Regions from separate parts of the Homo sapiens genome. Here region 1 is linked to region 2. A link is a loop called in an ENCODE intact Hi-C map of the cell type or tissue named here. Cell type or tissue: mammary epithelial cell. All regions are shown on one strand. Each heading gives the region's core, and the rest is flanking DNA. Links, peaks and the distances in the headings are about the cores only.

Region 1 (2,825 bases), core at 288-2,787, 130 kb before region 2:
TAGGAACAGCAGTGGCTCCAGAGTTGCTAAAGAGAGGGTCATCTGATCAGAAGAGAATGGGTAGAGACTTATTTTAAAATTGTATTAGCATTGCAAGCCCATTGGTTTTTACTTGTATTGGAGCTGGATGAAATAGTGGGTAAAATAAGACATAAAATATGAATAGGAGGCAGCTAGGCAGGGAAGGGGGAAGAGTATTTGCTAAGTACATGTTTTGATTATCTATTACCATATAACAAACCTCACCTCCCCAATATTCCGTGGTACAAAACAACACTCTTCTATTTACAGTTATGGATTCTATGGGTCAGGAATTGGGGCAGGGCATTATAGGGAGAATGTTATATTTTTCTAAAATGTCTGGGTTTTCATCAGGAAAGACTCAACTGGCTTAAGAACTGGTGGCTGGAATCATCTGGTAGATTCTTGCCTTACATATCTGTGATGACTCAATGGCTGGGCTCAGCAGGACTGTTGAATAGAGATCTTACAAATGGCTTCTTCATGTGGCTTGTACTTCCCAGAGAAAAGTGACTGGGGTTCCAAGAGAGAACATCCAAGAGAGAGCATCCCAAGAAAGAGCATTCAGTGAGTGATCATTTCACAAATTTAAGGAAGAAACTGCAAGGCTTCCTCTGATCTACCCTTGGAAGTCACATAGCATTACTTCATCTACTTCTATTATTGGAAGAAAGTCACTAAAGACAGCCCATATTCAAGGTGGGAATTAGATTCCATCCCTCAATGGGGTAGTGGCAAGGTCATATATCAGAAGAATGTGTAGGATGGAAGATGTTGTAGCCATCTTTGGAAAATTCAGCCCATCACATCATACTAACAGAGTGTGGTGTGTTTGGGTAACAGAAAGTTAATTCTGACTGGAGCATAATGTCACCCTGAAAGACTTTATTTTACACTTACTTTTCCAGGGGCTATATTCTAGGGAACGACATTCCTTTGATTCTATAATAGGCAACCTGGTGTATTAGAGAGTTCATGGGCTGTGGAATTAAAAAAAAAAAAACCCCTGGGTTAACTTACTTTATTTTCTGTATTCATTGCACAACTATTTATTGTTCCTTCAAATGTTGTTTTTAACATATTTATGCAGAGAATAACAACGAGCTTATGGGTTGCATTCAATCCTTGGCTTGACTGGAGTCCATTATCCTTTAGTAAAAACACCTAGTGGAGAGAGGTACATTTGTGTCTACAGTTAGAAAAAAGGTAAAAGTGTTTTGAAAATCTTTGGTAACAATGGAGTAAAAAGCCCAAAGTTGATGACAGTGATCTAGGCAAGGCTGGGCCTCTTTAGGTATTCATCTTACTTGGTGTGTTCCTCTTACTTTTCTCTTGGTGTGTGTTTCTTCACATCTTTTTATGTCAGTTATATGTAAATGGTTGTGTTTGAGTCTTTACAAAGGTTTCTATGTATTTCTATGAGTCATTTTGTGGGTGTGTCCCTCATATGCTCTGTGGCAGATTGAATTTTCTAAGATGACCAAAAAATATCTCCCATCCTGCACACTTATCTACAATGTAATGTTTGCGTTTCTTCCACGGAGAGATGAGGTTTATGGTCCCTTTTTTCAAATCTTAATGGACTTGTTACTATGGTAAAAGTGATATTATATGACTTTTTAAGCTACGTTATTAAAGGTGATATGCCCATCTGGCCTTCTTGGGGCATGTGCTCTTGGGAGCCAGTCACAATGCTGTGAAGAATCCCAGCTCACGTGGAGAGGTCATGTGTAAGGGTTCCAGCTGATAGCCAGCATCAACAACCAGACATGTGAGTGAGCAAGACTTCAGATGATTCCAGCCCCCAGCTACTGAGTCATCATCATACTTTGAACTTTCCCAAGCAACAGTGAATAGAGGAGAGATGAGTTGTCCTTGCTGAGCCCTTCCCAAACTGCAAATTCATGAGTAAAATAAATGATTGCAGTTGATCTGTACCACTACATTTTGGCATGATTTGTTGTGCAGAAGTAGATGACATACATTTTCTGATTCTCTCTGTATGCCTTTCTCCATCTTGATCCCTGTATTTTATTGTCTAACTCTTTTCCATCTATATCTCTGATCCTTTTTTCTTCTTCTTCCTGCCTGTCTTTAGTTCTCTAATTTCTCTTATAATTTCTTGCCTTTTATTTCTTAACCTGCTGTAATATACAAGAGAGATAGAATTTTATATTTGGATAGTATTTTGTGCTCCCTTTTGCTAATTTTTAAAGCACAGGAGTGGAATATGTAATCTTCATTTCATTCTAAAACACAATAAAAATAAAGTTACTGCTTCTAACGAAAGCTTTTATTTTTTTGCCTTCTGAGTGTCCATGGCCCTCACAGGAATATTCTCTATCCTGCCTCTGGTGCTTCAGAACGGATGAATGTGTGGATAATGATTTCCTGGTGAATATAGTTTTCATTTTTATAACTTTATTTTTCAGCCCTTGAAAAATGGTATTAATATACTATGGTGGTGTTGTATTTCTTAAAAATATGTTGCTGAACTCTTCCTTTCTAATTCTGATAGACTAAAAAACCTGCCCTTTGGAAAGTGAAGGAGATAAATATTTTCTTTCAATGGTTCTTGAGGTAAGTAAGTTCTCCTAGCCCTAGGATAAAGGCTGAAGGATACAACTTCAGAGAGCTTGTAATAAGGCAGCCTCTGACCTGAAATCTGGAGGGCTGAGTTGAGAATATTTCGAGTCCTTCCCATGTGTGATGTTTTGGAATTTCTTATTTTCATGTCTTTATATTACCATCAGTTTTGCAAAAACTATTCAAATGCAAAACTCAAATATGTCACCATATTCATT
Region 2 (2,825 bases), core at 224-2,723:
TGCCTCAGCCTCCCGAGTAGCTGGGATTACAAGCACCCACCACCACGCATGGCTAATTTTTGTTTTTAGTAGAGACAGGGTTTCACCATGTTGGCCAGGCTGGTCTCGAACACCTGACCTCAGGTGATCCACCCGCCTCGGCCTCCCATAGTGCTAGGATTGCAGGCATGAGACACCGTGCCTAGCCCAAAACTTTTTATGATATATTAATAATATGTTTGACAAAGCAAATACTTTCAGTGTAATTATTCACATTGACTGAAAGAATCCTTTACTACAGCCCTCTATCTTATTGCTCACATAGATGATTCATTAAAAATCTAGATATATAGATGGCTAGACATGAATGTGGTATGGTTCTCAGAGCATAAGGTCTCCTAGATGGAGTAACGGAGGAGCATAACCTCTCCGTTACTCAAGGACTACTCTTATGCCTCCATCTCTAACTCATGGGAGGAATAGGAACATTGAACAGAGATTTGGTGCCTTCCTTTACTCACAGCTTGTACACAACTCACTGTGATGGTGATGTGTTTAGCCTGTGAACCTATGTAACAGAACTCGACAGGCAAAAAAATAGTTTCCTTCCACATTAAAAAGCAAACAGTGCAGCCATAGAAAAGAACGAGATCATGTCTTTTGCAGGAACATGGATGGAGCTGAATGCTATTATCCTCAGCAAACTAATACAGGAAAAGAAAACCAAATACTACGTGTTCTCACTTATAAGTGGAAGCTAAATGATGAGAGCTTATGAACACAAAGAAGGAAACAACAGACACTGGGGGTCTACTTGAGAGTGGAGGGAGGGAGGAGGGAGAGGAGCAGAAGAGGTAACTATCGGGTACTGGGCTTAACCCCTGGGTGATAAAATAATTTGTATAACAAACCCCCATGACATGAGTTTTCCTATGTAACAAACCTTCACATGTACCCCCAAACCTAAAATGCTAAAAAAAAACCAAAAAACACCCCAAAACAAAAAAATCTTTACCCCCAAAACCAAATAAAAACCCCCCTTGTTTTATCTAAATCATTATTAAATGCAGTCCTTCCTTAAAATTTTTACATTTTGTTATATTTACATAACGATAAAATCATTTCCCACTTGATATAAGAACAAAAATCTGTTAATTCATTATATTATTAGAATAAGCAAATTAATTACTGCTAACATCAAATTCATTTTAATTTCCATGACCGTCATATAGAGTTCTATACATAGAGAGTGGAACTCCACAATGAAAACGTGCTTAACTCTTTTTATTTCCTCCTCACAGCATGTTCTGCTTTAATGACATATTGAGGGAATAAAATACATGGAATTTTATTCTAGTATCAAGTGAGATTTTAAAATATATGTGAAAATATTTGATAAATGCTTTTTTTCCTAATGGGTGCACTTAGAAATTATAGTTTTAGGTATATTTATATTTTGGCCATATAGTCTCTTAAATAAGTAAAACAAAGCATACTGTAACAAACTATTTTGGTCAAAACTCTAAACAGTATATAGACTTCAAAATAACTTACTCAAAATTCATGAGATTTAGATTTCATGCTCAACTTATCAGGAGGAAACACATCCAAAATAGAAGTGGGTTGACTCTATAACTTCTACTCAATGGCTATATCTACATAACTGTGAATTAAAACAAACAAAAAACAAAAGCTAGAAAACTGAAATTGGTTCTTAGTCATTATGTCTAGTTATGACAAATCGAGACACTATGAGATGATTTTCTCCTCCGGAAACCAGGCATTCAAAGACTTCCAGTGACTCAGGATGGGAGTGTACAGAAGAGAAAAGAGGAACGAAGAAAGCACTGATGCAAGAAGACACAATTCATCAATTCATAACCACACCCTGATCTCCACTACCATAGCATTACAGCCATGATCTCTTTCAGCCTTCTCTCTGCCACTATTGCCCTCAGTGCTGATTTTAATAGATTTTACCTCTTTAGGATGGTAGTGATGAGGAGGGATACTGAACTACCGTGATTTGCCGTGAATTTTCCTAGGAAGGGCCCCAGGGGTCTGCCATGTAAGCGTAACAACTCTTATGTGAGTGTATCTCACTTTATACACAAACACTGTAATAATTTAATGTTATACATTTCTCAACCTGATATTATTTCCCTTTGATTATTTAGGTTGCACCTACCTCATGAGAAAGATTTGGAGAAGGTGTGAAAACTTTATCCCAAATCTTAGATGCTCTATAAATGTCTTCCATTTTATAAAGGCTATCTGAAAGAGAAGCAAGGACAATTCCGAAAAATTCTTCAATTTTAGGTTTGGTCAAACCAACAATAAATACAAAGAAATGGCTTCATCTGAGTAACTGATACTTCCAAGACTTGGCCATTGCAGTCTTTTGTAGATTATATAATTTACTAGTTAGATTAAAAATTATGGCAGGAGGAAATCTTAGAATGCTTTGGCTACCTATCTACGGATACAAAACCATGGTGTATAATTCCAACCTTATTAAAGCATTAGAACATTGGTTTTTAACTCTCTATTGGATTAGGACCAGGTATACTGGCACAGCTCAGTAAAACCTAAGATTGGAAATAATTTGAAATCTCAAAGTCATTGTCACCTTACCCATTTCACCTGGCTAATTACTTCCTCTCCTTTCATACAACCCAACAAATATGTATTCACATTAGTGGGGAAAAGAAGCTCTCCCTATATTTACACAATGGAGTGATTTTTGCCCTTCTAATTAACCAGCATGAGTCAAACGTTTAAAAGGTTCCAGAAGAAACTGTGCCTTCAATTAACATTCACAGTTTCTAAATTAATCACTGCTGACC

The links. Hi-C counts contacts between places; a loop is a spot of excess contacts. Peaks named below come from ENCODE experiments on the same cell type or tissue, not always from the same donor. Only the 100,000 strongest peaks of a DNase experiment are listed, where the experiment ranks them.
Region 1: it touches region 2 in a loop (11-fold over the local background); 1 of 110 quality-filtered maps calls a loop at or near these places.

The regions. Positions count from the first base shown.
Region 1 is chrX:22,398,197-22,401,021 of GRCh38, forward strand. All of the region lies in intron 4 of PTCHD1-AS (PTCHD1 and PHEX antisense RNA), which reads right to left. Among named protein-coding and RNA genes, the nearest start is that of CBLL2, 130 kb to the left of the region's middle. RefSeq lists an enhancer at 1,424-2,623. In mammary epithelial cell, for the core only: no CTCF peak of the experiment used is centred there; a DNase peak (open chromatin) is centred at 1,835; H3K27ac peaks cover 793 bases.
Region 2 is chrX:22,524,751-22,527,575 of GRCh38, forward strand. The region is part of intron 4 of PTCHD1-AS (PTCHD1 and PHEX antisense RNA); the gene reads right to left. Among named protein-coding and RNA genes, the nearest start is that of CBLL2, 250 kb to the left of the region's middle. RefSeq lists enhancers at 1,449-2,648, 1,577-1,706. In mammary epithelial cell, for the core only: no CTCF peak of the experiment used is centred there; a DNase peak (open chromatin) is centred at 1,771; H3K27ac peaks cover 1,921 bases.